Regions from separate parts of the Homo sapiens genome. Here region 2 is linked to region 1. A link is a loop called in an ENCODE intact Hi-C map of the cell type or tissue named here. Cell type or tissue: heart right ventricle. All regions are shown on one strand. Each heading gives the region's core, and the rest is flanking DNA. Links, peaks and the distances in the headings are about the cores only. Region 1 holds the start of LOC105372159 (a long non-coding RNA gene). Region 2 has its middle 130 kb from the start of RNF152.

Region 1 (16,495 bases), core at 5,045-13,044:
CTCCCCAAGCCATGCCCCGACCCCAGGCGGGATTGGGGACCGCCGCTTCCCGAGCAGCGCCCCACGAGTCCAGCTGGCTTTGTCCTGCCGCTGTCCTTCCAGGAGCAAGCGCCCCAGGCGCGTGTGTCTGCACAAAAGACCCCCAACATCTGGCCCTTCACAGCGCTCTCTAATCCCGGGAGGGGCCCTGGGGCAACTTCTAGGGCTGGAGAAGGCGCGAGACAAGGGGACCGGGAGAAGATGAGCCGGGGTGTGTGCGGGCCGGGGGCGCAACTGGGGCGGGCGCGCGCGCACGTGCACACCCAGGGGCGCGCGCGGCGCGGGCACGAGGAAAGCTCCCTCGGACCGGAGCTCCAGGGGGCATCCGAGGACTCGGCCGAGCAGCCGACAGCGCCGCTCCCCGCCGCGGCCGCCCGCCCAACTCCGCCAGCTCTCAGGAGACACGCAACTCCCGGGACCACCTCCCCCGTGCCCCGCCAGACCCCGCGCTCCCCTCCCCGGGACCCTGCGGCCCCGCCACCCCCTCCGCGGTCCAGAAGATCTCCCCAGTTACAGCAGGCGGCAGCTGCCCTTTCCCGCTTCCACGGCTTCGGCGCGGCCGCCGTAGGGGCGCAGACATCCCTGCGCACCCCTCTGTCCGCCCCCGATCCGGAGCCGGCAGAGCAGAGAAACAAACCGAAACTCACTGACCTTTCTCCGCGGCGGGCTCGGGTGCTCGCTACAGAGGCGGCGGCGGCGGCGACAGCATCGCCGGGTGGTCCCGGCGCGCCCGCTCCTTTCAGCCAGACTCGCGCCCCGGGCCGGCGGCCGCCGCTCCTCCGGCCGAGAGCCACGGGGCGGACGCTGACAGCGCGGCGGCGGCGCCTGCAGCCCCAGCACCCGGCCCGGCCCTTCGGGCGGCACCCCCACCTGCCCGGCCGCCCTCCGCGTTCGCGGTCGGACACCGCCGCCAGGCGCTCGGCACCGAGCGAGAGCTTTTTGTGTCACTGAGACTCCGGCACCAAAGGGGGTGGGGGGAGAGGCTGGGCTCCGCTCCCCGCGGCACCGCCCTCCCCGGCGGCTCCACCCCCTCCTCCCCGCCCACAGCCCGGCGGGCCCGGGACTTCTCTCCGTCAGTCCCGAATCGCCCACCTCCCCCGGGGTGAGGGGCTGCCTACCCTCTCTCGCGCGCTCCCTCGGCTTTGCCCCCAGTGCCTACCCTCGGCCAGGACCTCGACGCCGTCTCTCTACCGTGCAAAAGCGGGACCTGAGCTGGCGGCAGGTGTGAAAGGAGGCCTGGGCAGCCGGGAGGAGGGGCAGGGCCGGGAAGGGGGCCGGGGCCGCGGTGGGTGGGTTGGGGGGTGCCCAGTCTGTGCCTAGGACCCGGACAGCGAGAGGGAGGAGCTGAGATCATCAGGTTTCCAGAAGCTGCCCTGCATCCTCGTCACCGGATACTTTTTGGCTGCCCCTAAAAGTTCACGTAGTCCAGCCAGGGTGGGGCCCCGCTTTCCAAAGAGGCCCGAATGGACACCCCACTACTTGAATCCCTCGAATGGGGGACAAGAAGCAGGGGAGTAAAGAGATGCAAGTCCTAGGGGTTATATGGAAGCGCGAACCCCACGGAACCTCGGGGCCCACCCTATTCCACACCTTAAAACCTAACTTCGACCTAGGGAGGTGCTTAGAATGTCTTGTTCCCCGGAGAAAATCTCCCGCCTCTTGAGTTAACTGCGAAATAGGAGAATGGAGGAGAAAGGTCCTTGGTAGAAGATAGTTCCATGCCCTTTGGTGCCTTTTTAAAGGATTTCTCTGCAGCATGAAAACCTAAAACTCTCTTCTTGAGATGAAGTTCAGCCTGCGGACGTTACCCGGTCCCCAGCAGCAGGGCTCAGTTGAGTGTGATCCCCACGGATTCCAGCGGCACTTGCTGCCTTTCCCCACTGCTGGAGTGGAGCCGTCTTTGTCTTAAGGTCCGTAGTATCCGCAAGGAAAGAGTCCCCATTTTCACTCCCCCAAGTAGCTTATTGAAATGCTTCTGCCAAGATTTCTTTTTTTACTTTTTCTGTTTTTTTTTTTTTGAAGATGGACTCTCGCTCTGTCACCCAGGCTGGAGTGCAGTGGCGCGATCTCAGCTCACTGAAACCTCCAACTTCCGGGTTCAAGCGATTCTCCTGCCTCAGCCTTCCAAGTAGCTGGGATTACAGGCCCGCACCACCACGTCCTGCTAATTTTTGTATTTTTGGTAGAGATGGGGTTTCGCCATGTTGGCCAGGCTGGTCTCGAACTCCTGACCTCAGGTGATCCGCCCGCCTCGGCCTCCCAAAGTGCTGGGATTGCAGGCATGAGCCACCGCGCCTTTTTTTTTTTTTTTTTTTTTTTTTTTTTTTTTTTTTAGAGGAAGCCCTGTGAGCCAGTGGGGACTCTAGGTAACCTACTATAAAACTCACAATGTACTGAGAGCACTCTTGTCATGTCCCACAATTACGACCTGTTGATGGGGTTTCCAAAAGTGCTGTCCTTAAGCACATACATAAAACTGGTCATCTAGAAACAGATAAAGCTTCATGGGTATCAGTTGTCCCTGGGATCCCAATTAAAACGTTGCCTCCTATGGTCATCTGACTGATCCTTATCCCTTTGTTCACCCAAGCTAAAACCTCCTTCGTACACCTGAAAAGAGTAAAAGCTGTATCCATGTTTTAGAAGCCTAAGGTAATCCTGAAGTAGAAGACTTCAAGAGTCTTTATTTTAAGCCCCAACTTCAGGGCAGGAAGGAGAATTTTTTTTTTTTTTTTTTTTTTTTTGAGACAGGGTCTCACTGTGTTGCCCAGGCTGGAGTGTAGTGGCCAAAATCCTGGCTCACCACAACCTCAATCTCCCAGGCTCAAGCATCCCCCTGCCTCAGCCTCCCAAGTAGCTGGGAGACTTCAGGAGTGCCACCATGCCCAGTTAATTTTTGTATTTTTTTATTTTTGTAGAGATAGGGGTCTCTCTTTGTTGCTCTGGTTTGGTCTTGATCCTGGCCTCAAGTGATCTTCCTGCCTCAGCCTCCCAAAGTGCTGGAATTGCAGGCGTAAGCCACCAAGCCCAGCTCCAGAAATTCACTTTAAGGAGAAGTTAATGAGGGTCTTGAAAACTCTGATGTTGGCAAGGAGTTGGAATAAGGAAGATGAGTTATAACATCCCAAATTTTACTAGGAAAGTTCAGCCTAGAAATGTTATGATTATACAAGAATGACTTTAAAGACTACTCTTCAGAAGCTAATTTCAGGGATCAGTAATTGTTCCAAAATTTTTCAACTCTTTTATTCAGCTGCTTTTGGAACTATTGTTTGGGGGATTCAAGCATTCAACTCGATGTGGAATAACCACCCCCATCCTGACTCTTTCACTTCCACTGGCTGGGATTTTAATTCACAGAGCATCATGGGTGTTCTGCCTTCTGTCCAGTCTTGTAAAGCTGTCACACAGAGAAGGTTAATTAACTAGGGCAGACTGGGATAGGCCAGTTCTTAAGGCTGGTCGTAGGCCAGCACTGGGGCGGGCAAAAACAGTTTGAGTCAGAGGAAGAACAGGCAACAACACGTCCCAGCAGAGTCTTCGGTGAGAAATTCCAGGATCAAGGCTGTTAGGACCAGGTAGTGTTTAGAGCTGCAAGCCAGCAAGCAGCATGGTCAGAGAATCTGGCATTGCCCTGGAGACTGGGCACTGCCCATGTGTGGGAGAGAGAGAGGGAATCAAGGCTGAATCCCAGGTCTTGAAGGACTAGGGCTGTCAGGATGGGACCCCAGCACTGGGGACTGAGATAAAGATCCAAATATTCATGAATTCATACAACAAATATTCATTGAGTATGGACTATGTACTGGGAACCTGGTCCTAGGGTTAGGATAGAGAAAACGCCCCCAAATTCCTGCCCTCACAGAACTTACATTCTAATGGAGGAATCAGACAATACCAAAAATATTGATGAAAAGAGTTGAACTCTGTAAAATATTTGAAGAGATTTATTCTGAGCCAAATATGAGTGACCATGGCCCATGACACAGCCCTCAGGAGGTCCCGAGAACATGTGCCCAAGGTGGTCAGGGTACAGCTTGGTTTTATACATTTTAGGGAGGCATGAGACACCAATCAGATACATTTAAGAAATACTGGTCCAGAAAGGCGGAACAACTCAAAGCAGGGGCTTCCAGGCTATAGGTGAATTTAAACATTTTCTGGTTGACAATTGGTTGAGTTTGTCTAAAGACCTGAAATAGAAAGGGAATGTTCAGGTTAAGATCAAGATTATGGAGACCAAAGTTCTTTTGAAATCTTATAGCGGCTGCCCTTAGAGACAGTAGGTGACAAATGTTTCCTATTCAGATCTTAGTTAATCTCTTTAGGATTGAGAGCGTCTGGAAGAAAAATATCTAGCTATGTTAATAGAGATTCTTTACAGATGCCAATTTTCCTCCACAAAGAACAGCTTTGCAGAGTCATTTCAAAATATGGAAAGAAACATGTTTTGGGGTAAAATATTTTGATATTCTTTTTTGCCTTATAATGTTATGCCAGAGTCAGGTTGGAAAGTAAATCATGATATATAGGGTTAAATAAAACCCATCTGATGAGAATTTATGATTTGTAGGGCATGACTCCCCAGACCCCTTAGATAGGAATTTGGGCAAGATGAAAAAAAAAAAATCAGAGTTTAGTCCCATGATAAATAAATAAATCGTATGTTGGAGAGTGAAAAAGGTAAGGGAGAAAACAAAGTGGGGGCCGGGCGCGGTGGCTCACGCCTGTAATCCCAGCACTTTGGGAGGCCGAGGCGGGCGGATCACGAGGTCAGGAGATCGAGACCATCCCGGCTAACACGGTGAAACCCCGTCTCTACTAAAAATACAAAAAATTAGCCGGGCGAGGTGGCGGGCGCCTGCAGTCCCAGCTACTCGGGAGGCTGAGGCGGGAGAATGGCGTGAACCCGGGAGGCGGAGCTTGCAGTGAGCGGAGCTCACACCACTGCACTCCAGCCTGGGCGACAGAGCGAGACTCTGTCTCAAAAAAAAAAAAAAAGAAAAGAAAAAAGAAAAAAAAAGAATAGAAAAAAGAAAAAGAAAAAGAAAAAGTGGGGGTGGGGCATTATGAAGTCTGTGTGTTGGGGGGGAAATTTTAGATCAGTGGCCAGGGAGGGCCTCCCTGAGGAGGCATTTTCTGAGCTGAAAACTGCAGGAAGAAAAGCACAGTGTCATGCCAGTAAATAGGGAAAGCCTGTTGCCATCATCAGAGGGAACAAGTGGGGGGTGTCTGCACTTCCCCGCGGGCAAAGGTCGAGATGCTGGAACTGGGTTACAGGGACAGTCAGATCTATAACATTGATTGATGCTGAGTCACCTGAGGTTGTATTAGAGTTGCTTACATTGGGGCAGGGATGAGTTCTTCATCTTTGTACCTGCAGCATGGAGCACAGGTGCCCAATAAATGTTTATTGAGCTGAGCCCTTAAATCTCCCAGAACCTGGCATGGAGCTGAGATTAATGTGATCCCATAATACCCAGGGCAGCCCTTCTGTCGGGGATGACACTTTCACAAAAGAATGTGATGATCTCTTCAGTCGCTTTTCATTACTGTCTTCCTGATCTGGGAGGGCAGAGATCATCTTTCAACTTGTATCCTCAGCACCTAACACGCTAAGAAGAAGGCGGACAGTGGGGCAAGAAGGCAGAGAGAGAGAGAAATCGGGAGGAGGAAACAAGCAAACCCTATTCAGTGCTTGATTATCACTACAGATCCTAATCCAGTCCAATACTGAGAGTGACTTTTCTACTCAACGTGTTTGAATTTTACATGTTAAAATTGCACCTTGAAACTGAATTAGGGTGGTAGTTGCACAACCCAGTAAATCTACTAAAAATCATTGAATTCTACACTTAACACGAGTGGATTTTATGGTATGTAAATTATACCTCAATAAACTGTTTAAAAGCATTGAAGTGGGATCCCATGTTTAGACAATTTTCACAAGCTGTCAATAATAAGCCACAAAGTCGTCTTTAACCGAACACGTTATCATCCTTCCTAATAGATGTTTAAAATTTGCAGACCAAATTGATCTGCCAATTTACTTTTCCCTTATGTGATATTAGCCACCTTAAAGTATATATAGTCTTAAAAAGTCTAAGAAGTCTTAAAGTTAGGCCAGGCATGGTGGCTCACACCTGTAATCCTATCACATTGGGAGGCCAAGGCAGGTGGATCACCTGAGACCAGGAGTTCGAGACCAGCCTGGCCAACATGGTAAAACCCCGTCTCTACTGAAAATGTAAAAATTAGCCAGGTGTGGTGGCATGTGCCTGTAATCCCAGCTACCAGGGAGGCTGAGGCAGGAGAATGGCTGGAACCTGGGAGGCTAAGGCTGCAGTGAGCCGAGATCACACCACTGCACTCCAGCCTGGGCAACAGAGCGAGACTCCATCTCAAAAAAAAAAAAAACAAAAAAAAGTCTTAAAGTTTATTTAGCCTCAAAAAGTTTACTAGTAATGATTGCTTAATATAGTGCACACTTCAAAACTGTTCTTATTTTGGGGCCCTATATAAACCAATCCCACAGACTTCTTATTCTGGTAAGATGTTCTGGATGCAAAAGGTATTAATTTGACATATTGTCTAATCTCTTTCCTATTTAGAGCCCAGTGCTACTTAGGACAATGAAACTTCATCTAGAACAAAATACTGAAGTATTTTGGAAACCTCAAAAGATTTGAATAGGAAATAATCCAAATTGCTTTTCTAAAAGTAGTGGTGGATTGAACAAAGCCATCTCTATTTTCTTTCTTTCTTTTTTTTTTTTTTTTTTTTGGGTTTTGAGATGGAGTCTCCCTCTGTCGCCCAGGCTGGAGTGCAGTGGCGCAATCTTGGCCTTCTGGGTTCAAGCAATTCTCCTGCCTTAGCTTCCTGAGTAGCTGGGATTACAGGCATGTGCCACGACGCCGGGCTAATTTTTGTGTTTTTAATAGAGATGGGGTTTCACCAGTTGACCAGGCTGGTCTCGAACTCCTGACCTCAAGTGACCCACCCACCTCAAGTGATCCTAAAGTGCTAGGATTACAGGCGTGAGTCAACACACCCCGCCTCTCTATTTTTTTAACCTCATCTTCGATATGCACAACACACATTCCAAAACAGTTGGCTAGAATGATGTGACCATTGCCAAGGGCGATGGTCGGTCACCATGCAACATGTTTAACAACCTGCAGGCGCAGACCTCCACCTATCATTTTGGGCAATGACCATACACAATCAGTATGGCCTTTATGGTGTGTGTCCTGGCTAAACATCAGCTCAGACTATGATGCCAAAGTCCTCTGGACACCCTCCTAAGCAGCAGGTATCTGCTGTGTTCTTATCATGTTTGTGCAGTTCGGGGTTGAGTAAGATCCTCACATCCACTAGCAAATTGCTGGTGTCTTTGCTATAAGTACGATAGAGGAGAATCATCATACACTGAGCTCCATTCCTTGTACAATCAACACAAGACAGTGTTCGCCCTCCCTAATGGATTGGAGTGACCACATGTGATCAGCCAGGGAAGGGTTGGATGTGGAGCTCCCCTCTCACCCCACTGTCTGCCACCTCCACCATCTGTCCTACTCACCTTCCCTCCAGGTCACCTTCTGTCACCCATGCGGTTCCAACTGTCCTCCTTATCTTTCCTTTCCATTGGCTATCAGGTTCCTGGCATCCACTTGGCCCCTCCCCTCCTGCTGCTCCAGCTGCCAGATCATGGAATGGTGCCACTTTGAGAAAGGAGAAAAGGAACAAAAGAGCCAGGAGGTCCCACCACTGTTTTTTGAGACCCCCAAGTCTGAATCCAATGTCTTGCCCTCTGCTGGTCTGCAGAATCTGGCTCCAGTTTCTCCAGGATCTATTCTTCTGTAATCCACCTGCACCTCATCCAAGTGGACCTAGCACCCCTGTACCTGCCCCAGGTCCAGACCTAGCTTCACGCAGTTCTTCCTCCCCACTGTCTCTGCTTTCAGCCACTGCGCCTGCCCTCATCATTCAAACTCAAGGAATCCAAACGTCTGTTTCTGCTGCACCTGGATCTAGGGGCTCAAGTCAGTCCACCCTCTAGTGGTCAAGAAGAGAAGTGGCAGCCTCTGCACATCAGCCAGGTCAGACCTTGAGGAGGTCAGCACAGGGAAATGCCAAGTAAGACGTGTCTCCACAAACCCACCTCCTCTGATTCTAACTGCAGTGTTTCTCCTCTGCTGTTCCTTCCCTGCCTTCCCAGTGGGTGAAGTGTGCTGGGAGAGGGCATGGAGTAAAGACCCCTTGCTCATTTCTCAACCCTTTTCCTTCTATCTCCACAACTCCTTAAATGTTCACAGCAGATTTGATTGTTTTAAAGGACACAAATTATTCTGCTACAGGACAAGGGAACTTCAGGATAGCAACCATATCCAAAATTAATAGATTACTATAATTTCTTTTTTATTGGCAAACATTTATTGAGTGTATGTACCAGATTGTGTGTGTGTTTCCATACGTGTCCTTGCAAGAACACTAGAAGTAATATGATTATCCTCACGTTACAGATGAGAAAACAAATGCCTAGAGAATTTAAGCATCTTTCCCAATATGATGTAACCAGTAAATGGTGAACGTGGACTTGACTCAGGTCTGCCGAACCCAAAGCTATTTCCCCTAATTGCTGCACTGCTTCCTCCCATAGACCAAAGTATACAGGCAATTGCACTTGATTTGCCTTAAAATGCATCTCAGTCTCTTCCAAGCCATTCCTATTTTAGCTCAGGGTGCCTGACACTGCGGCTCACAGTACTTTAGGACCCCATATCTCCCCCATGATTTCAAGTCAATCTGCTCCTCCTTATCCTCACTCTCACAGCTCCTTTGTACCTTTCCTTATGCAGCAGCGCAACCCACATTTGTACTTGTCAATCCCAAAAGATACAGTAATTTCAAAGTTTCTGGGGCATTTATGTCTCTGCCTCTCACCTTGACCTTCTCCCCTTCAAAGCTCACTCAAATTTCCCCAACCAGATTCATTTTTACCTTCTTTGCACTCTTATAACACATTGTTTGTTGTTTTATTTTGCACTTGCATTCTGCTTTATCTCATAGTTAGCTGTTCACACATTTGTAATGGTCAGTAGATCCTGAGCTGTTATTTTTCCATCTCATCCACCCATGCACACCCACACCCCACAGCATCATGCAGAATAAAGTGTTCATGCTCTGCATGCATTCAGTGCTTAATAAATGTTCATTTAAAATGGTCCGGGCACAGTGGCTCCTGCCTGTAATCCCAGCACTTTGGGAGGCAGAGGTAGGTGGACCACCTAAGGTCAGGAGTTCAAGACCAGCCTGGCCAACATATAAAAATACGCAAATTAGCTGGGTGTGGTGTTGAGTGCCTATAATCCCAGCTACTTGGGAGGCTGAGGTGGGAGCATCACTTGAGCCCGGGAGGTAGAGGTTGCAGTGAGCCGAGATCACGTCACTGCACTCTAGCCTGGGGAAGAGAGTGAGACTCCGTCGTAAAAAAAAAAAAAAAAAAAAAAAAAGTTCATTTAAAAATGACCAGTCAGTACTTTCTATTTTCTCTTCCAGAGTCATGTTTCCTATAGCCCCTCTAGGAGAATTATCCCTAAATTGTCTCTTCACAAATCTGTTACAACTCAGTTGCTCCAGGCTCCATGTAATTCCAGCTCCTTGGGAGCCTGAGGTGGGAGAATCGCTTGAGCCCAGGAGGTAGAGGTTGCAGTGACCCACTGTGCTCTAGTCTGGGCTGGGCAACAGAGTGAGACTTTGTCTTAAAAAAAAAATCATTTAAATTTTCTCCCATGTTGTAGGTTGCCTGTTCACTCTGATGGTAGTTTCTTTTGCTGTGCAGAAGCTCTTTAGTTTAATTACATCCCATTTGTCAATTTTGGCTTTTGTTGCCATTGCTTTTGGTGTTTTGGACATGAAGTCCTTGCCCACGCCTATGTCCTGAATGGTAATGCCTAGGTTTTCTTCTAGGGTTTTTATGGTTTTAGGTCTAACGTTTAAATCTTTAATCCATCTTGAATTGATTTTTGTATAAGGTGTAAGGAAGGGACATGGATGAAATTGGAAACCATCATTCTCAGTAAACTATCGCAAGAACAAAAAACCAAACACCGCATATTCTCACTCATAGGTGGGAATTGAACAATGAGATCACATGGACACAGGAAGGGGAATATCACACTCTGGGGACTGTGGTGGGGTCGGGGGAGGGGGGAGGGATAGCATTGGGAGATATACCTAATGCTAGATGACACGTTAGTGGGTGCAGCGCACCAGCATGGCACATGTATACATATGTAACTAACCTGCACAATGTGCACATGTACCCTAAAACTTAGAGTATAATAAAAAAAAAAAAAATTAAAAAAAAAAATCATTTAAAATGACCAGTTGGGACTTTCTATTCTCTCTTTCAGAGTCGTGTTTCCTGTAGCCCCTCTAGGGAAATTCTCTCTAAATTGTCTCTTCACAAGTCTATTACAACCCAGTTGATCCAGCTCTGTCAGTGTGAGATTTAGGATTATTTTCCAAATTCATTTAAAACAGAGATTAGAGAAGGGGATGGGTGTGGGTAGGGTAAATGGTTATGACATGTCATGAGAGTTCTCACTCTTGGTTTTAAGGAATATAGACTTCCCAATGCCAATCTTCACCTTATGTTACAAGTTGAATTATTTCCTCTAAAATTCAGATGTTGAAGTTCTAACCCCCAGTACCTCAGAATGTTTGGAGATTAGGGTCTTTACAGAGATCATCGAATTAAGATCAGGTCAGTAAGGTGGGCTCTAATCCTGTAGGACTGATGTTCATATAAGTAGAGGAAATTGGCTGGGCATGGTGGCAGGTGCCTGTAATCCCAGCTACTTGGGAGGCTGAGGCAGGAGATTCACTTGAACCCGCAAGGCAGAGGTTACGGTGAGCCGAGATCATGCCACTGTACTCCAGCCTGGGTGAAAGAGTGAGATTCTGTCTCAAAATAAAATAAATAAATAAGTAGAGGAAATTACGGGCGTAGACAAATACAGAGGGGAGATGATGTGAAGACAGGGAGCAGGCAGCAGTCTGTAAGCCAAGGAGACAGGCCTGGAACAGATCCTTCCCTCACAGCCCTCAGAAGAAACCAATCCTTTTGACACCTTGATTTCAAGGTTCTGGCCTCCAGAACTGTGAGACAATAAATTTCTGCTGTTTAAACTACCCAGTCTGTGGCATTTTATCATGGTAGCCCTACAAGCGAATATGTCCTAGGACGCTTGTTGACACAGAATTGGATTCCACAACCTGCAGCGGTTCTTTATCTAGATGCCATTTATTTTCTGAGTGTTTACCTCCATGGGTAAGCTAAAAAGATAACCAAGAAATTGTGTGTTCTCCCTTTTGGGAGAAGAAAAACAGTAATGATAGCTATTATTATGAAGCATTATTGTGTATGTCAGCAATGAGATGATATTCAGTACAGTAATGTGTATAAATCACTATATTAGGTGCTTTGCAAACATTCTCTCAATTCTCCCAGCCACCTAATTGGGTGCAGGGGGTATTGTTATCCTCAGTTCACAGTTGTGGAAATTGAGGCTCAGAGATATTAATGCAAGTCACCCAGGATTATGCTTCCAGTGAACTTCAAGGCCTGGCTGTGTCCCGTTGGTCGTCTATGTTGCCTTTCCCCATGTGGCATATTCCTTTTTCTGTTCCAGTGTCCTCCCCAACCCAAGTGCCTCAGATGATCCTAACTAGTTATGCAGTAACCTGTGGTGGTCCCATTTCTTGTGCTCATGATTGGTTTAAGGATCGGGATGTGACCAGTATTGGACAATGAGAGATGAGAGGAAGTCGGCTGGAAGGCTTCTAGAAAAAGCATTCCTCACTATCAAAAAGAGATGCGCAAAGCGGCAGCTTCTCTTCTGCTGCTGGATGTTACCGAATCTGCATATGATAGTAGGATGACGGCAGCCACCTTGTAGCAAAGAGCAGAGTTTCCTCCAAGAGAACATTCTACGGGGAGAAGAGGAAACAGCACCAATGACATCACTTTGCCTGAGTTCACAAACCCTACAGGTGCTCCCACCCCCTACATTTTTCCTTGTGTGAGATAATAAATTCCTTATTATTTAAGCCATTTTGTGTTGCCTTCTGCTATTTGCTGCTGAAATCATCTCGATATGCCTTTTCTACCAATATGCTTTGATTTTCCACAGTAAGACCAGTTTTTAGACATCGTATTATTAGAAATAACCTCAGATTCACTGCTATACAGAGTTTCAAAGTTCCAACAGAGAGAAACAACATTTTGCGTGTTTTCTTAAGCTGGTTAAAAAATACATATGATTGGCCATTTTAACCACTTTTAAGTGTCAGTTCAGTGGCATTAAGTATATCTACATTATCATGCAACCATCACCACTATTCATTTCCAGAACTTTTTTTTTTTTTTTTTTTTTTTTTTTGAGATGGAGTTTCACTCTTGTTGCCCAGGCTGGAGTGCAATGGTGCGATCTTGGCTCACTGCAACCTCCCCCTCCCGGGTTCAAGCAATTCTCCCTGTCTCATTCTCCTGAGTACCTGGGGTTACAGGCATGGGCCACCATGCCTGGCTAATTTTTATATTTTTAGTACAGACAGGGTTTTGCCATGTTGGCCAGGCTGGTCTCGAACTCCTGGCCTCAGGTGATCTGCCTGCCTTGGCCTCCCAAAGTACTGGGATTACAGGCATGAGCCACCACGCCTGGCCTCCAGAAATTTTTCATCATCCCAAACTGGAACTCTGTATTCATTAAACAGTAACTCCCTACTTGCCTCCTCCAACCCCTGGCAACCACCATTTCCCCTTCTGTCTCTATGAATTTGACTTCTCTGGGTATCTCATATAAGTGTACTCATAACAATATTTTTCTTTTATGTGTGGTTCATTTTTTTCCTCTAATGCTTTCAAGATTCATTCATGCCTTAGCACATATCAGAATTCCCTTCTTTTTAAGACTTATATATAGTCCATGGTATGCATATATTGCATTTTGTTTATCCATTCATCTGTCAGTGGACATCTGGCTTGTTTCCACCTTTCAGCTATTGCAAATAATGTTGCTATGAACATCGGTGTACAAATACCTGGCTGAGTCCCTGCTTTCAATTCTTTCAAGCATATACCCATAAGTGGAATTACCAGATCATATGGTAGTTTTACTTTTAAATGTATGAGCAAGCTTCCTACTGTTTTCCATGGCGGCAATGCTGTTTTACATTTCCACCAACAGTGCACAAGGGTCCTAATTTCTCCACATCCCTGCCAACACTTGCTCATTTCATTTTTTTAATAATAGCCATCCTAATGGATACGGCACGGCGTCTCACAGTGGTTTTGATTTGCATTTCTCTAATGATTAGTGATGTTGAGCATTTTTTCATGTGTTTACTGGCCATTCATATCTTTTCTGGAGAAACGTCTACTCAAGTCCTTTGCCCATTTTTGAATTGTTTGTTTTTGTTGATGTTGAGTTTTAGACATTCTTTACACATTCTGGATTACTATTCCTTATCAGATATGTGATTTGCAAACATTTTCTCCCATTCTGCAGGGTGCATAGTATCCCTTGAAACACAAAAAAGAATCAGCGTTTCTCTTTGGAGGATTCTCTAAAGAATATGGAGCCCATCCATTCTTCAAATACTGTAAAATCTATCCCTGAATTAAGTCAGATCACCAGAGACAGACACCTACTTTGCTTCGTGTACCCCATCATATTTTTTCATTCATTCACTCACTGGGCACATATGTGCTGAGCCCCCGCCACGGGCAAAGCTATGCTAAGCAATTTTACTAAATTGTGTGTTGCCTCTAGTGTGAGGAAAATCAAAAGAACTGACCCTGTGCCACTTGTTGCTGGGTTCACGGTATGGATGTTGCCAGTCATGTTGTCCCTAAAGAGTATTTTAGCATATCCCAATTATGAAGACTGATGAGAGAAATTTCCCTCTGGTCTCCTATCAGGGATATTTGTGCTTCTTCCTTAGTCACTGATCATGTTTAATGCACGTCTTATAACTGGTCATTCCTTCCTTCTCACCATGGCTGCTGGGATTGCCATGGGCCATCCTGACATGCTTTTCAAGGGAATGAACTCAGTCCCCACTCCATCTTAACTTCCTAATCTTGTTTTTCCTTTGCCTTCTTAAAGAGCTACTTTTAAATTTTATTTTATCTTCCTTCATTTTAGCCATTTTTAATACTGCCTTAAATCCTTTTTAAAACAATAAAAAAGAAAACCAATGAATCATCAAACATTATCACTCACTATCATTGTGTAGGCCCCAATACAAAATGGAAATGGAGGGTGCCTTTCCAAAAGTTATTAAGAATTTCAAGATGATAACAGCAGTGCATTAAACCACACGTTGGACCCTTCTGAGTATGGGACCTTGTGTGATTGTACAGGTCACATGCCCATGAAGCCAGGTCTGCCAACTATTGTCATCTGGGGAACAGACACAAGTTATTTTTCCATTTAGTAATTGAACATTGTGTCTGTTCATCTTTTAAAGCGTTTTCAAGAGCTATTCATAGCTGGTGAGCATTGGGCACACCTTGGTGTTAGAGAATACAGAGGCAGAGAGATGGGAAAATTAAAATGACTTCAGGGATTGTATTGATCTAAAATTGATCATTTCTATGAGCTTCTGATGGTCAACTTCTTGGTTCATGTACCTCTGGTTCATCTTTGCATTTTCCCACAGTTCTAGCACAATGCTGTCACATAATAGGAACTCAAACCCTGGTTGTGTGGTTGGCTAGCTGGGTGGTGACGGTTGGACATACATGAGCCATATTTAGGAAATAGAAAATAAGGTTAAAAAAGTTCTTTGGGTTTCAACTTAAGGAGGTGTAGAGTGGTGGACTTAAGTTTGGTAGAAATGAAAAGGAGGATTGTTCTTGAGCAAAAGGATGATTTAGAAAAGCTGACCTGGCCCTGGTATGAAAGATGAGTTGGAGAGCAGCTACTAGAGGCAAAGCATGCAGCTAGAAAGTCATTACCCCAGTTCCCATGAGGTGATTAGACTAGAATTAGACTGGGTAGCAGTAACAGTGTGATCATCACAATAGTAGTACCTACTTCTTTACATTTTCACATCTTTTCACATCGCTGTTTCATTTGCTCTTTTGATAATCCTGCTTGGAAAGTATTATTGCATTTTATAGAATTGCAAATTGATTCTCGGAAAGTGCGAATGATTTCCCAGGTGGGAGTAATTAACGAGCACAGCCAGGTCAGGTCTGCATGGGCAAGTCTTTTTCTCCTCCACCCTGACCGCACATTCCAGTTGCTGGATGAACTTTCAAACAATGAGGTGTCTAGACGTCACCCCCAGATATTCTGATTTAATTGGTCTTGGGTGAAATCCAGGTAAGGGAGTTTTTCAAAACTTCCTGGGACTCTCAACTGCAGCCAGGTGGAGAACCTGTGGGCTGTGGCACAGCCTGGCTGTAAGGCAGGGCCTGAAAGCCAGAGACCATGGGAAGGCAGAATTGATGAGACTTGACATTGAACTGCGGAGAGACGCCAAGACAATGAGGTTTTTAGCCTCAGGGACTAACTACCTCTTTAACCTCATCTTTAACGAGACCAGGATGGAAACACATATGACTGGGAGCAGCTGCATTCGGGATTGGAATAAAAGGAAAATTGCTGCTTTCAATGTGATCAAAAACAGGCATCCATCCCACAGTTGGTAAACAGTGTGGGTATGTGTACGACAAATGTGTGTTCTTCAGTGGGGGCTGGAGGTGGCAAACCCTAAAGGTAGTGATATGGACAATGCTTCCCCTGAAGTGTCCCACAGACTTCTATCCAGTGGTGCTAAATTCTGTCCTTGGAAACATTCCATGAGATTGTTTGCCTCTTGGATTTCCACATCTACACCCAGATTCATGGCCCATGGGGAAAAAACCTGGGTGATGTCAACCACAGCAGGGCCGTTCTTGAGATTGAAGGCAGGATGGCTGGAAGGGAAGATGGATTTAAGAGACAAAGTATTTTAGTTGCTGGTAGCATATGCAGGTGCAGAAGACCAGCAAACCATTGGCGGTGTGAGACTGAATCACTGGGTTGCATCTTAAACAATTCAGTAGAAATTGATTAACATCTTAGATATGGGGGAGATCAATAAGCAACTCAGTAATGAAAGAGAAGAGGTTCAAGGACCAAACAGGAGAGACGGCTGTCCTTAGGGGTTTGAGTGAGAAAGAGGATGCACACAGGGTACTTTACTTTTGAGTACCACCACCTTTCCTGATCATCTCCCACTGATTTCTTACTTGTACCATTGAGGTAAATCACTGAGACTGTCCCTAGGCCCTGAGCATGATCTTCACTTTTCCATCTCCTTGTTCTTTTTCCTGAAATGTTACTTCTCTTCTCCATATGCACATGTGGGGTCAGTCCTCTGGAAGACCCATCTCCAA
Region 2 (16,495 bases), core at 3,489-11,488, 120 kb after region 1:
ATTAACTATAATCCCATGTTGTACAATAGATCTGCAGAACAGATTCCTCCTAACTGAAGTTTTGTATCCTTCTACCAACTTCCCAGTCTCCTCTCCTCAACCCTGAACCTTGGTAACCACCATTCTACTCTCTGCTTCTGTGAGTTCCACATTTAAGATTCCACATATGAGTGAGATCATATAGTATTTGTCTTTCTGTGCTTGGCTTTTTCACTTAGCATAGTGTCCTCCAGTTTCATCCAGGCTGTCATAAATGATAACGATTTTTAAAATCAACTTTTTAATTAAGGTGAACTTGATTCACTGAATGAAAATTCTGCTGTGTTTCCTAAAATCCTGCAGATTTTAAAAATGTTTTCTTAATCCTCATAGATTTGAAAAAAATGTAGGAAACAGGAATATGTTATACACATAGAATTGTAGCTTCCTTAAGTGCTAAAATAATAAAGAAATTTTATTTTACAGTAATTGAAATTTAACTTTGAGGTGCCATAAGCCACTTTTATCCCAAATGGTTTTTCTTTAATAAACATTCTGCTTTTCTGCCAAGTTCAACTTTCCACTTAATGCAAGAATCCCTTTAAACACCCCTGAGTGATGTCTATCTAACCTTTGCTTAAATTCATTCTATGCTGGTGAGTTTATTACTTCTCCCATGGACACAGACAAATACTTATCTTATTTTCACACAAAAAGTAGTATCACTTAGGTTTGCATTATACTGCAAATAACAGAAGAAACAACTAAACATTACCTTAAATGAAACAGGAGTTCCATTCTTTTCATGTCAAAAAGGATTCCAGAGTTAGGTCATCCAAGGTTGGTTTGGCAGCTCCATGGTGCCAGGGGTAACTCACCCTATTTTGAGCTCTGTCCTCTTTCATCCGAGACCATGGCCTTCAGCTCCATTTTTGTGAGATGTTTCCTACACCTCCAGGCAGTGCTTCTGCAGTCAGGCCCAGTGAAGTGCCTGGTGAAGTGGAGAAAAAAAAAAAAGCATGACCTTTGAGATAGCTCCTTTATAAAGAGCTTTCCCAACAGCCCCACTCGGCAACTTCCTCTTACATCTTATCGGCCAGACTACTCCACTTGGCCACCCCTAGCTGCGAGGGTTGAAGTCAACATTTTATCGGGCATATTACCACCCTGAACAAAACTGAGGTTCCACTAGCAAAAGAGACAGGGACAATGAATTTGAGTTGGCAACGAACAGTGTGCACCACAAAAGCTTATTCTGTTTCCCCATATTCCCATATGCATTCCTTCCCACCTTGAGAGAAGAACAGTCAGAGGCTTTGGCGATAGCTAAAAGCTCAAAAGACCAATTCAGAACTGCATGGGAACTAACAGGCACAGGAGGTCAAGTGAAAACTAGAGGAATCATAGCAAACATACAGGGAAAGCAGGGCTGGCTCCGGCCTGCCCTGGGAAGGGAAGCTTCACAAAAGAATCTGTGAGGACTTCCAGCTGCTCTGGTAGAGCTGGGAGGCTGGGAATGGGCGAGATCAAGTTGAAGAATTAAATAGAAACAGCTGTTGGCTGCCTTCACCAGCACTGAGGCGAGGGCTCATGCACATTCAGTGGAACGATTCCGTTTGATCCGTACACATGTAAAAATCATTGCCTCCTTCACTTTCTAAGTGCTTGGAATTATTCTTTTCCTATTAAGATTTACATTCACTAGGGCAACACATGCTTAGCAGCCAGGACTTGCAGAAGCATCGAATGCAGTACAGATAGGCATACTGTGCTAACTTACCACCCATTACTTTAGGAGGTTCATTTTTTTGGTGGCCTGTTACATACCTTTACCTTGTGCTGGGCTCTGAGCTGAGCACATGGTTTGTTACATCATTTGTCCTCATGATAACCTTAACATTAGTTATTCCAGTTTTAAAGAGAAACCTGGGGCTCCAGAGGAAGCAGTACATTTTCCAAGGCCTCCCAGACTGTGGGTGGCAAGCCCGAGGTTCAATTACAGGTCTGATTCTGAAACCACATGCATGTAACAAAAGGCCTCTACTTGCTGCCTTGAAGCCAGAAAGGAGCTAACCTCACTTCCTCATCTACAGAAGAAAACACACGCACACACATACACACACACACACAGCCCAGAGGTGTCAAAGGACCTGCCCAAGGTTGGCAGTTAGAAAAAGCATTGGAGGCTGGGCACAGTGGCTCACACCTGTAATCTCAGTACTTTCGGAGGCCAGGGCTGGAGGATCATTTGAGGCCAGGAGTTTGAAACCAACATAGTGAGACCCTGGCTCTACTGAAAATTAAAAAACTTAGCCAGGTATGGTGGAACATGCCTGTAGTCCCAGACACTCAGGAGGCTGAGATGGGAGGATCCCTCAAGTCTAGGAGTTTCAGGCTGCAGTGAGCTATGATTGTACCACTGCACTCCAAACAAACAAAAAAAAGCAAAGCAAAAATTTAAACCCAGTCTCCCACGTCCCTTCATTCCACCTCTTTGATACAAACTTGTAGCCTTCATAACTGATACCTGTAGTATTTTGGGAGGGCTAAGTTCCACTATTTGCCAGAGATGGACATTATTTCCAAACTTTAATGTTTCTTCAAGACATTTCGTTAGTTACATTAGCATGTTTACTTCTTAGACTAACAAAACAAATAGCTTTAAAAAGTTCACTTTGTGAATCTGTGATTAACTTGTGAAGAGTTAGGGGAAATTACCTGGGACTAGCTCTAGACACATTTTAGTTTTGCTAGTTAGCTGAAAACCAGAAATAAGACAAAACTTCTTTAAATCCACCTTAATAACCCTTTTACCTAAAAATCTCAGAGGAACTAGTGGGGAGGCAAAAGGTGGACACTTCAGGAGACCAGGTGAGCCACTTCTCCATGGCTTTTCATTTCAATCATTATTTGTTCCTCAGGGAAGCCTTCCAATGAAATTTCCCAATATAGCACACTTAGGATTCTGCTTCTGGCCACAACAGATTAACTGATACTGGCCTAGCCCTCCCGCAGTAAGCAACAATAACACTGGACAAAATATATGAAATTACAGTTTTCAGACATTGGGTAAAAGGAGGCACAAGACTGTGGTCCCTGACAGTCCCTTCATAACCCTTTCTGACTTTAGGCACTTTCCAGACTGTGGCACAGGGAGGAAGCCCAGCATAGCACAGCGTTGCTGCTGAACTGAGGAGACAGAAATTGGAACTCTGGATTATGGAGACAGTCAGAATGTGCAGGGCACGGTCCCATTGGGAGAGTGCTTGCAGAGGAGGAGTTGCAGATATCTGCATAGGGGTGTCCTGGAGGCTGTGGCTAAATACCAAGCTACTCCTTTGTAGGACAAAAAAGACTCCATGCAACTGAGCAAAGAACACTAGGGAGCTGAGAGTTGAACTACCGGAGCCTGAACGGGTCTGGAGATGCTCAAGTACTGATCAGCCAGAGTGGAGAAATCCCCAGAAAGGCTGCTCTAGATCTACCTAACAGGGCTTTAAACCAACACTGGGAACTACCAAGATGATCTGTAAGGAAACGAACTGCCGGGCAGCACAAAATCCAACACTCTAGTACAGAACATAACAAATGTAGACATTCAACTCTGTAGCATTCATAATTTATAGCATACAATACATAACCTCTAGACATGTGAAGAAGCAGCAAGATACGATCTGGAACCAGGAGAAAAGTAGTCAACAGAAAGACCTTGAAATGACAGAGATGATGGGATTAGCAGATAAAGACTTTAAAACAGTTTTTTTTTTTTAATGGACTAAAGATTTGAATAGACTCTTCACCAAAGAACATTAATAGACATTCGCATATTAGCAAATTAGTAATTAGGAAAATACAAATTAAAACTACAATGAGATACTCCTACCTACCCATTAGAATGGTTAAAATTTTTAAAGACTGGCCGGGCGCGGTGGCTCATGCCTGTAATCCCAGCACTTTGGGAGGCCGAGGTGGGCAGATCACGAGGTCAGGAGATCCCAGACCATCCTGGCTAACATGGTGAAACCCCGTCTCTGCTAAAAATATTAAAAAAAAAAAAAAAATTAGCCGGGCGTGGTAGCAGGCGCCTGTAGTCCCAGCTACTCGGGAGACTGAGGCAGGAGAATGGCGTGAACCTGGCAGGCGGAGCTTGCAGTGAGCCGAGATCGCGCCATTGCACACTAGCCTGGGCGACTGAGCGAGACTCTGTCTCAAAAAAAAAAAAAAAAAAATTTAAAGACTGAGCATATCAAGGGCTGACAGGGATGTGGAGGAACTGGGACTCTCATATTCTTTCGGGGTGAATAAAAAATGGTACCACCACTTTGGAATATAGTTTGGAAATTTCTTTTTAAAAATAAACATACACCTACTAAATGATCCAGGCATTTCACACCTAGGTATTTACCCAAGAGAAAAGGAAATACATGTTCATACAAAGACTTATGCATGGATGTTTAAGCAGCTTTACTTATTAAAAACCGCCAAACAGAGAACAAACCAAATGCCCATTAACAGATGGATAGATACACAAATTGTTGTGTATGTCAAGCCAGGAGCTGTGTGTGAAAGGGCTTGAGATTTTATTCTGCTAGCAAGGCAACAAGGTATCTTGTCACAGTTTTATAGATACAGCCAGAAGACACAGGCTTTCTGGGTCAGAGACAAAAGACAGTTTATTACTCACAGCAATAGCAGTAGCCAGAGAAACATAATTGCATCATTTCTCTGAGCTGCAGTCCCACTGGGTGACATGAAAAGGGCCAAGTGTTGCTGCACATGCAGTGGGGTGCATTGTAGGAGAGGAAACCTTGAGATTCAGAAACCCTGACTTTGCACAGGGGCTGCTGGCAAACATGCTGCTACTCCTCTCTGGAGACAGGTGCCCCCACCAGGATTTCTGTGAAGAAAACTAAGTCAACGTTTTATTGGCTCTGGTTGTCAAGTGTACACCTTTCCTATTGCAGCATAACACATGATCACAGATTTAGCCATGTAAAACAACACCCGGTTATTATCTCACAGTTTCTATAGGTCAGAAGTTTGGGCATGGCAAGTGGGACTATTTGGGGTCTCACAAAGCTGAAATCAGGGTCTCGGCTGAGCTACATTCTTATCTGGAGCTTTAAGTTCTCTTCCAAGTTCATTTGAGGTGTTGGCAGATTTAGTTCCTGTGGCTACAGGATTGAGTCCCACTTTCTTGCTGGCTATTAGCCATTATTATTAGTAGTAGCTATTATTATTATTATTATTAAACTATTAGCTCTTAGTCCTTGAGGCTGCCGTCAGGCCCTGGCCATGTGGCCCTTCCACAACATAGCAGTTCACGTCTTCAAAGGCAGCAGAAGATCCCCCCTCCAGTCTGCTATGATGGCATCTTAGATAACATAGCCTAAGGGAGAGAGTATCCTATAATATTCACTGGTACTAACCCCACTCAAGGTGGGGGGATCATATACAGTCTTTACACTATGGGGCAAAAATATTGGGGGCCATCTTATGATTCTGCCTGTCAAGGAGAGGTAACTTGGAAGTCATAATTAAGCTTGAATATTTGCTTCACTGATTGGATTTGTTTTAACCTTAGTTAATAAACAGATAAGGATTCAAACTGAAAGCATTAATTTTCACTATACCCTCACAGACAATACTAGTAAAAGCCATTTTTGTCAAGCCACACCTATAATTAAAGAAACTGGACAATAAGGTTAAGCCCTGAATTGCTAGAGAATTTTCTGCTAAGCTGGTCTAGAAATTCTAGGCAATCCTCCATTGCATGGTAGTGCAGGACTATAAAAATGACTGCAAGCTGAAACTGTATTAAACACTCTTAATAGTCAAGGGGAAAAATTATGGTTGCTCTGTGACCTTTAAAATTTCTTGTAAGAATATTAAAATCTCTCTTACTGTTGGTTTTAAGTGTATAGGAAAATGAAAAAATAATGAAACTAGTATTTATTTAGTACCTTGCATTTCATTAGTAACAGCTTTATTGATATATAATTCACATACCATAAAACCCAAAGTACATAATTCATTACTTGTTAGTACAGTCATCCCTTGGTATCTGTGGGGAATTTGTTTCAAGACCCTCTGTGGATACCAGAATCTGCAGGTGCTCAAGTCCTTGATATAAAATGACATAGTCTTTGCAAATAACCTATGCATATCCTCCCATATATTTTAAATAATTTCTAAATTACTTATAATGACTTATACAATGTAAGTGCTATGTAAATAGATGTTCTACTGTATTGTTCAGGGAATAATGACAAGAAAAGTTGTCTGTGCATGTTTGGAAAAGATGCAATTTTTTTTTTCTGAATATTTTTGATCCGCTATTGGTTGAATCCACAGATGTGGAACCTACGGATATGAAGGATTGAGTGTATAGTCACAGAGTTGTGCAACCATCACCATGATGGAATTTCAAAACATTTTCATCACCCCTAAAAGAAATCCCATACCCATTAGCAGTCACTCCTTATTCCCCACTTCCAAAGCCCCAGGCAACAATTCATCTACTTTCTGTCTCTGTGGATCTGCCAATTCAGGATATTTTATAAAATCATACAATCTATGTGGTCTTTTGTGATTGCTTCTTTCACTTAGCATAATGTTTTCAAGGTCACCCATGTGGTAGCATGTACCAGCACTTCAGTCCTTTTTATCAGTGAATACAATTCCATTGTATGGGTATACCACATTTTGCTCATCCATTCAATGGACATTTGGGTCACAATCACTTTCCTCATTTCTGTCAATAAATTCACCTTCAGCACGTTTTTGTGGCTGCTTATCTGAAGCCTCTCAATGGTGGCTGTATCAACAGTTCCACCATGAACTATTTCTTCTGTAACTCAATTTACATTTGATTCAAGTTTCACTTACAGCATCACCACTTTTGGGCTTTTTTGCTGCAATTTCATCTTCGTTGGTCAGTTCCCTCTTTTGATTATCCATTGTGATGAAATGTCACATGGGAGACAAGAAGGCAACACAACTGCACACTTTGCTGTCTGTGCATGAACTGAGTAACAGATACACAGTGACCAGTCACTGATAGACTGAAAGTTGTATGATTGGTCACTGATCATGATGTGCATCTCTTATTTGCATAGTGATTTGTGGACTGAAGAGCTAGCAGTGAATTGTGTACTTTATGCAGTTACTTAGAGCTAATATACCATGGTAATTTGAATGTGCTGTTGAGGGAAGGTGTTATTTAACTAAAGCATAGCGGCTGAAATTCATGCATATCAGAACTGTGGGAAGTAAGGATGCCCTATTTTCTACTGGAATACAGAGGGCAGCTAAAAGTAGGTTTTGTCTAAGAAATTAGGATACAAAGAGTTTGGCATCTAGGTAACTAGAAACCACTTGAATAGGCTGATGCATGTTAATTAATTCCTTTATTTTGGATATACATTGGATTTTTGAAACCCTACGAACAAGTAAATCAAAAGCATTTAAGTCCACCATTGAAATACTTATGAAGGTGGCAGAGAAAGATTGAGGTTAAACAAAGAAGTCAAGTTCTCTCACAAAGAAGAAAACATCTCAGTTTCCATAGCTGCTGGGAGACATTGGAAAGAGACACGGTGCACAGTCAAGCTCCTCCCCCAGCCCCTTCCCTGTTCTCATGAGGGCTTCACCGATTTCCTCTAGCAGTAGAAACTCCAGACCACATCTCACTTGGCTGCTCTGGGATATCTGATATCATTTATACAATCTTCTAGAAATTCTCTCCCCCTTAACCCTGGTTCTCCTCTTTTTCCTCCTCTCTATAGTCCTTCTCAGTCCTTTTCACAATTTTCTTTTGCTCTATAACTCCAACCTTAGCCCCACATTTTGGTACTTGTCAGGGCCCCCCTTGTTTCTTTCTACCTTTATATGCATCCCTTAGAAGAACTCACTAGCTCCTGTGGCTCAACTATCACTTGTCTTCAAATATTACTGACTGGGTACAGTGGCTCACGTCTGTAATCCAAGCACTTTAGGAGGCAGAAGTGGGAGGATCACTTGAACCCAGGAGTTCAAGACCAACCTGGGCAACATAGCAACACCTGGTTTCTCTATAAAACAAAACAAAATAAAAACAAATACTGATTATGATCATATATGTGCTCCACCCTGGTGAAGAGTTGGAAATGTCACCATGAATAAGACATTGTCCTTATTCTCAAAGAGGCCATTGAAACATGAAGAAGGAAACCTCAACCACTCTTATGGGTACAAGTAGGAGAAACCCTAGCAGAGGAAGAAACATTGATCTGTGTCTATAATGGATGAATAAGAGAAAGATTGGGAATGGATAATAAAATTGCACAAGATTTCTAGGCAAAAATGTTATATCTCTATTGAAGGCTATAAAAATAGGCCTGAATAAATGGAGACACATCATGTTCATCATGTTCAAACTTGTCAATTCTTTTACTCATATATGTATTTGCTACACCTGTATGGTATTTGATACCATAAAAATGGTATCATGCTGTACATAGCCAGTTCAACTTGGTTTGTTTTCAGTCAACATTAGGTTTTTGTGTTCTAAATGAAAAGCCAGTATATTTGTTAGTTCTTCACTGAGACAGTTATTTTGTTTCCTCTTGTTTTTTGGTCTTTTTTTCCCCACTTAGAGATAATAGGTGTTTCAGGCACAATTAAGGGTATATGTAAAGACCAGAAGTGAGAGAGGATACAACTGCATGTGGTTGGATAAGCTTAGCAAACATAATGAGAGAGGCAAATAGCAAGAGATGAAGCTGGAAGCACAGCCAGGGACTATTTCACAAAAGACGTTACATGCCATGCTTAGCACTCCCATATGTGTCTGTTCAGCACAGAGCTTGTTTCTAAGTCTTGCTTATGCAAACCTCCATTGGACATTCCCTCCAGGTTGCATCTGGACACCTCACACTGACCATGTCTAGAATAAAATTTATTATCATGCCCTAAATGTCTTCTCCTCCCGGGTTTCCTACCTAAGCCAAAGTACCCATATTCACTCAGTGTCTAAGCAGGAATATCCACCACCTGTGACTTCTCCATCCCCCTCAGCCCCTACATCCAGTCAATTCAACAAGCCTCCAGAAAGTTTCATATATGCCTCCTGCCACTGCCCCTGTCTTAATTCAAGTTCCATTCGTCTTTTACTTAGATTGTTGCTACCCATGCGTCTGGTCCTAAATTCCTCCAAGTTAATAATAACTGTCACAACAAGACCTACATCCAGTATCAGAGCTGTGAAATCTACCCAATCCCTGCACCTTGTCGGAAGTTATTGGTGTCCCTCCTGAGCCTCCATAGCACCCGGGACACATTTATTTGTAATATCACTCACATTGTGATAGCTCAGTTATTCCTTTATAAATCCCGTTCATTCATTGCAGTATGAGTGGCACCCATAAGAACTCAGTAATTTATCTCTGTTAAAGGAAAAACAAAAAGGATTACATAGAATGCTTAGGCGCTAAGGAAGCATTCTAGCTTCTTGAAATGTGAATTTTGATGTTTAAACAAAAAGATACAGTTAATGCTATTATGTCCATTTTCAACAGATAATCTGAAAGTTGGCAGAAAAAAAAAAGAACGGAGCAACCAATTTGAACAAGACTCAGCATTATAAATTCTAAAGAGTGACATACATTTAAGCAATCTTAGCCCACCTTGAATTTCAAGAACAGGTGAAAATTTCATTCTGTATTTGATTACCACCAATTCCACAGCCCCAAGAACCAACTGATGACAAATTATACTGATACTGGCACAAGAACAAAGATAAATAGCAGCCTACAGGCCTCTCTGAAAAAACCAAACCTTTCAAGTTGGAGAGTAATCTACTTAAAAACTGTCTGGGGTAACAATTTTATAAAGTTTGATATCTGTTATTACTTCAAAATGTACCCAGTGTACTTTCTTCACACGGAGAACCCCAACAGCCTTCCTGACTCTGCCTCTGCTACTGCCACTCTTGTCAAAAGACATTCCAGAATGAATTTGTCTTGGGAACTTGACAGACATATCAGAAGTTCCCAGGGAAGTAGGAAGGAGGCAACACCTTAGTCATCACAGAACAATGTGGAGCCATGACTACTGCAAATGTGCAAATCAGTGTGGCCTGAGAAGGATGTTTCCTTTGAGGGACAAGCTTTTAAAGGAGGCTGACGGGGGGCCAAGGCGCGGTGGCTCACGCCTGTAATTCCAGCACTTTAAGAGGCCGAGGCAGGTGGATCACCTGAGGTCAGGAGTTCGAGACCAGCCTGGCCAACATGGTGAAACCCCCTCTCTACTAAAAATACAAAAATTAGCTGGGTGTGGTGGCAGGCACCTGTAACCCCAGCTACTCAGGAGGCAGAGGCAGGAGAATCACTTGAATCCGGGAGGCAGAGGTTGCAGTGAGCCCAGATCATGCCACTGCACTCCAGCCTGGTGACAGAGTGAGACTCCATTTCAAATTAATAAATAAATAAAGGAGGCCGAGAGGAGAAGATCCCTTGAGCCCAGGAGTTCAAGACCAACCTGGGCAACATAGTTTGAACCCCAAATATCTGAGACAGGTCTCAGTTAACTTAGAAAGTTTATTTTGTCAAGGTTGAGGACACGTGCCCATGACACAGCCTCAGGAGGTCCTGACGACATGTGCCCAAGGTGGTCAAAACACAGTTTGGTTTTATACATTTTAGGGAGACATGAGACACCAATCAAGATATGTAAGATGAACATTGGTTCAGTCCAGAAAGGCGGGACAACGCGAAGCAAAAGCGGGACAACTCAAAGCAGGGAGTGGGCTTCCAGGTTGTAGGTAGATAACAGACACGGTTGCATTCTTTTGAGTTTCTGACGAACCTCTCCAAAGGAGGCAACCAGATATGCATTTATCTCAGTGAGCAGAGGGGTGACTTTGAATAGAATGGGAGACAGGTTTGCCCTGAACAGGTCCTAGTTTGACATTTAGCTTAGCAATTTTGGGTCGCCAAGATTTATTTTCCTTTCACAATAGTGAGAACTTTAGCTGGGTGTGGTGGCACACACTTGTTATCCCAGCTACTAGGAAGGCTGAGGTGGGAGGATTGCTTGAGCCTGGGAGGTCAAGGCAGCAGTGAGCCGTGATCACGCCACTGCACTTCAGCCTGAGTGATAGAATGAGACCCTGTCTCAATAAAAAAAGAAAAAAAGAAAGAAAGAAAAGAAAAGAAAAAGAAAAAGGCAATAAGGTGATCAATCCTTATTTCTATGTAAATGTGCCTTTTCCCTATCAGCATACAGTGCATTCCAATATCACCACTTACACTGTGCTCCCCTGTGGCAAGGCTGCTGCAAGCACTGGGTTCCACAATACATGGAATACCCTGCCGAATGGAGGGCAAATCCACTTCCAGCTCTTTCCCCTAGCTTCTCGTGACAATGACAGCGGAGATGATAAGAACAGCTGACAGTTTTCAGGTGCTTCACGCCTTTATATACCTGAGCCTCCTGGGAAAGTGTCTCTGCCAGTTGTGACAACAAAAATCTGCAACAGCACTGATAGAGTAGAGCAATTCAGCTGACTTTATTCTCCTGAGCCATCCAGCTGTTTACACTTCCAAGGTGTCAGCACCTCCGAAAGAATGAATCAAACCCTCTTGGCGTAGGCTTTGGTCATTTAGACCATCTGCTCTAAAAAGAAATAGAAGAAATTTAAACAAGAAGCCTTTAAAAATATTTTAGTTGAAAGAAATGCCATTATTTGGTATGGCAGTAGCTGGCAAGAATCATCTTCTCAACAAAGCTTCAGACATTTTCTGCTTAAAATTTTTAGAAGCAAGTTTCTACTCCTTCTTGTCTCCATTATGATTCTAATTACTTAAATTGAAAAGCATTGTGCTGTAAAAAATTAACAGTTCTGAGCAAGATGCCATTGTGAAATGATCTACATTTTCACGTAGATCCAAGTCGCAGGAGTTTTCTCGAATAAGAGATGGCATTGTTCCTTTGATAGCAGCATCCCAGTTCTGTTTTCTTAGCTTCTTAGAATATGGAGCTAACAAGGATAAGGTTTTGGGTTTGCTTCCCAAGTAAGGAAATTATCATCAGAGGAAGAAAGGGCAACAGTTTTCACTGATAGCAACACTGCTAGAATTCCCAAAAAGCAATTCAACATGCTTGTCCTTTGCAGCAGTAGATCAGCGCTGTCAACTCTCCATATGAAAAACAGCACAGATGTTGTGCAGCTATTATGTAAAATGGTCCCCAGAGTCAAAGGCCATGGAGAGTTCTAGCACAAAACAGACAGGGACAAGCCACTGGACTGCGGACATGGAGGCCAGTGGTGCCTGGTGAGAGTCACTTCCATGTGCCTTCCATCTCTTTGTCTTCCTCCCATGGAATCCTGTGCAGCCATACAGTTTTGAAGGGACAGGAAAGAGTGGGAGGAAGATGCTTTGGATGAAGAAGAAGGACTGTTCCATCTTTTGATAACTTTAAACCACTTTTCGTTTTTCTCTGTCCTTTGGATAAACTGATCCAGAGAACCATTTGGATCTTCCCCCTCTCTCTTCTTTTTTCTCATATTCCCACCAGCCTTTCTCACCACCTGCAAAGCCTGAGAAGCACCTGATTGTAAGGTCATTATAACGGTCTCTAACCATTTCGGTTTCCCTAATCCAACCTCACAGCTGAGTCACAAGGGCTCAGGTAGGTAAAGATAGAAAGGGGATGGAAGGATGGTTGGGTAGATGGGTGCATGAAAGGACATTAAACTTCTTTTCTTTCTTGAAGATATATTTGCATTGTCAACAGCCAGTTAAACTGGCTTAATCTGAAAATTTAATGAGGAAGGGAAGAGGGTATTTAGTACCGGTGACTGCTATGCTCCAGGATATATTCAGGAGTAAAGCCAGAACTTCCAATGGCCACTCAGAAAAGCAACGACATAAGTGGGGAGGCGGAGGGGAGAAGGGAGACTAGGAATAGGAACAGAGAGAGCAGAACAGAACTCTTAGCAGGAGAAGATACTGGCCTTTCATTAAACTTCATCTAATTCCTCGGCAGGAGTGACATGCATCTGCAGCTCACATTAAAGCATTCATTGCATTGGGTCAAACTCATAAAACCAGATCCAGGACTCATCAACTTTGTTCCCGTATTAGTAGCATCCTGAAGGAGCAGGTCTACCAGATAAACTAAGAGGTCCCTTGAGTGAGCCTCTCGCCACACAAGCTCTCAAATGCAGAGAAGATCCAGGGGATGGATTGCAGAGAAGACCCAGGGGATGGATAACAGGTCCTCCTCTCATTATTCTCCGGTCTCAGACTCCAGTGAGTTTGGTCAGCCTCCGAGGCCCTGGAAGCATTTAGAACAGCAGCTCCAGCCATCAGACTGACATGAGATAAGATCTTATAAGCCAGAATGTCGGTTAGCATTACATAAGACTCAGGGGCTTAACAAGTGAAATGCCACTAGAAGGCTTCACTCTGAGATGCAGAGAATGTTCTTGTGATGGTGTCAGGCCCTGTTGCAGAGGCCTGTGGTGGTATGTCTAACTTACGCCAAATCTGGATCAGGACTCAGAGGACTTGCACACAGAGATCCTGGGGGGACATTCTCTTCTACATCCTGGATCAGGTCATGGATGTCACAGAATTACTGAGAATGAGGCACTTCTCAAGTAAGCCCCTGAGGGCAACAGTTAAAAGGACAACCGGGTTTATCATAAACTTTCAACTTCCTGGTTTCAATTGGATCCAGACACATAAATACCAGAAATATCAAAGGGAAAAGGAAAGTCACAGAGCTCTATACATGTCCAGAAAAATATGGCAGGAATGTTCCAGAAAAGCCAAACCATTAGCAATCTTGACATTAAAGAGTAGTGAACTCCACCTTTAGGTTTATGTGCTGATATTTTTATCTTCACATTGTGCTGATATTTTTATATTCACATTTCATGTTGAACTCTGATACTCAAACTTGTGGCCCAGTAAATTGCTTGTGCTATTATCTGCACTTTCAAAATGAGGAAAAAAAGATCATGATCTTCTCACCACTGTGTGGCACTGCATGTGCCTTTGGGGATTTCTAAGTACTAACTTATATATGACTCTTGCCGGGTACAGTGTCATGCACCTACTCAAGTGCTGAGGTGGGAGGATGGCTTGAGGATGGTCCCAGCTACTCGAGGCTGAGGTGGGAGGATGGCTTGAGCCCAGGAGTTTGAGTACAGCCTGGGGAACACAGTGAGACCCTGTCTCTAAATTAAATTAAATATATAACTCTTAAAAAGTGTACACATATTGGTATGGTTTTGCTGTGTCTTCACCCAAATCTCACCTTGAATTATAATAATCCCCACATGTCAAGGGCAAGGCCAGGTGGAGATAATTGAATCATGGGAGTGGTTTCCCCCATACAGTTCTCATGGTAATGAATAAGTCTCACAAGTTCTGATGGTTTTATAAATGGCAGTTTCCCTGCACAAGCTCTCTTGCCTGCTGCCATGTAAGACATGACTGCTCCTCATTCGCCTTCCACCATGATTGTGAGGCCTCCCCAGCCATGTGGAACTGTGAGCTCTTTCCTTTATAAATTACCCAGTCTTGGGTATGTCTTTATTAGCAGCATGAGAACAGACTAATACACATATGTTAGGCATATCTCATAAACCAAGACTGAGGAAACATCATGGAACAAATTTGTCTGAAACTATTTATGGGAACCCTTGGAATAAAAAGTAGGGATGAACCTTCTGAGTCCACTGAAATGGATTTCAGTAGATGGAAATTTCTTTGAAGGGAAATGAAAAGTTGAGTGATGCTCTGCCCCAAGGAAGAAGCACAGTATTCCTAAAATCTACACTATCCCCAGATGCAGCCAAGGGGTCAGGGACCATCCTCCCCAAACATGCAGGCACAGCCCGGATTTTGCCTCAAAAATGAATATTCAAAAGAAACAGGGCAAATGATTTCTTTGGGACCATTTTTTTTCTTTTCTGTTTTCATGTTTCTGTAGCTAACCTCTTATGGTAAGGATTTGAGTGATATGTGTCAAAGTACTAAACAATCAGAGAAGTGAAAAATTTACCTCCCCAAGTGTACTCATTTCCTGTGGCTGCCATAGCAAATTATCACAAACAGAGTGGCTTGACCAATGGAAATTTATTTTTTCACAGTTCCAAAGTCCTATATCCAGGTACCAGTAGAGTGCTGCTCCCTCTTAAGGCTCTCGGGGTGGATCCTTCCTTGCCTCTTCCAGCTTCTGGTGACTCCAGGTGTTCCTTGGCTTGTGGCTGCATCACTCTCAGCCTCCAGCTTCACATGGCCTAATCCTTCTTGTGACTTCTCTTCTGTTCCTTTTAAGGACTTTTGCCATTGGGTTTAGGGACCACCTGGATAATCCAGGATGAGCTCATCTTAGCATCCTTCATTGTATCTGCAGCGACTCCTTTTTTCCTAATAAGGTCACATTCACAGATGCTGGGGGCTAGGATGTGGAGAGATCTTTTGGGGCACCCATAATTCACACCACTATACTAAGTATACTGTGAACTTCCATGTCTTTGCAAACTTCAATTGCTTAAAAATAGACAACCAATATTTACTTCCATCCTTTAATGCTGATTAAAAGAAAACTGAGGAAAGCTCTTCATCCTTCTGCTTCACATGCCATCTGGAACGCAGCTGGCATATGCTTCAAAGGTGAATGTCAAGAATCTGGTGCAAGTGTGCCCCAAGCCAACTGCACACACGTAGTCAACTTCAGGAGCATGTTTTCCTAAGTATACTGTTCATACTTGATTATCTATATGCAATGGAAAAAGTCTAGTTTCCACACCACCTGGTTAGCTGCAGTGATTGCATTTTCAGAAACAAAAATCTACAGATGCTCTTATGCTGATGACAAGACAAAATGTTTGGGAAAACTATGCATTTAAAATTTTTTTTAAAAGTCTCATTGTTTACTAGCTGTGAGATCTTGGGCAAGTTATTTATAATTATCCAGTGTTTCAGTTTTCCCATCTGTAAAATAGTATAATAATACCTACCTCACAGGGTTCTTATAAGAATTAAAGAGGTTAGTATTTGTAAAGCATTTAAAACAGCGTCTGGCACATTGTAAGGACTACACAAGAGTTCATGAAAATTTTGTTAAAAGCCACAGTGAGAAATCACACTAAATGCTGAAGAGATACAAACACATTCAATGTATGCATATCAATTAAAGGTTTTGGTCACAAGTAACAGAGATGCAGACAAAAGTTTTTAGGATACAAATGGCTTGTAGAGTAACTAGGCAGGCTTAACAAATGGTTGGGGACCAAGGGAAGCTGGGCCACAGAGGACGCAGCCAAGGGGACCTGCAAGGAACATCATTGCAGTTTCCTTGGATGCCATAGCTAGTGTCTGCCCCAGCTGGGCTGCTAAGAACCACTATATGGGGCCACCTTCAGCTTCTATAGTGGGAGGCAGAGCACTGCATCCCCCCAAGACCCCTTTAATAGAAATCCACGCAAATAAGAAGGTAGAACGCTGACAATCAAAAT

The links. Hi-C counts contacts between places; a loop is a spot of excess contacts. Peaks named below come from ENCODE experiments on the same cell type or tissue, not always from the same donor. Only the 100,000 strongest peaks of a DNase experiment are listed, where the experiment ranks them.
Region 2: it touches region 1 in a loop (2.2-fold over the local background); 4 of 110 quality-filtered maps call a loop at or near these places.

Annotation. Positions count from the first base shown.
Region 1 is chr18:61,893,460-61,909,954 of GRCh38, forward strand. It overlaps LOC105372159 (a long non-coding RNA gene), which reads left to right and starts at 1,094. Exons shown (of 3, transcript XR_935562.3): 1 at 1,094-1,261; 2 at 8,004-8,175; 3 at 11,736-12,157. It overlaps LOC112268209 (a long non-coding RNA gene), which reads right to left. Exons shown (of 3, transcript XR_002958202.1): 2 at 7,619-7,760; 3 at 4,210-4,232. It also overlaps a transcript of RNF152 not described here. RefSeq lists silencers at 734-883, 954-1,103. In heart right ventricle, for the core only: CTCF peaks have their summits at 8,105 (motif pointing left) and 8,310; a DNase peak (open chromatin) is centred at 8,093.
Region 2 is chr18:62,016,772-62,033,266 of GRCh38, forward strand. It overlaps a transcript of PIGN not described here. Among named protein-coding and RNA genes, the nearest start is that of RNF152, 130 kb to the left of the region's middle. RefSeq lists a silencer at 11,225-11,519. In heart right ventricle, for the core only: no CTCF peak of the experiment used is centred there; no DNase peak of the experiment used is centred there; H3K27me3 peaks cover 407 bases.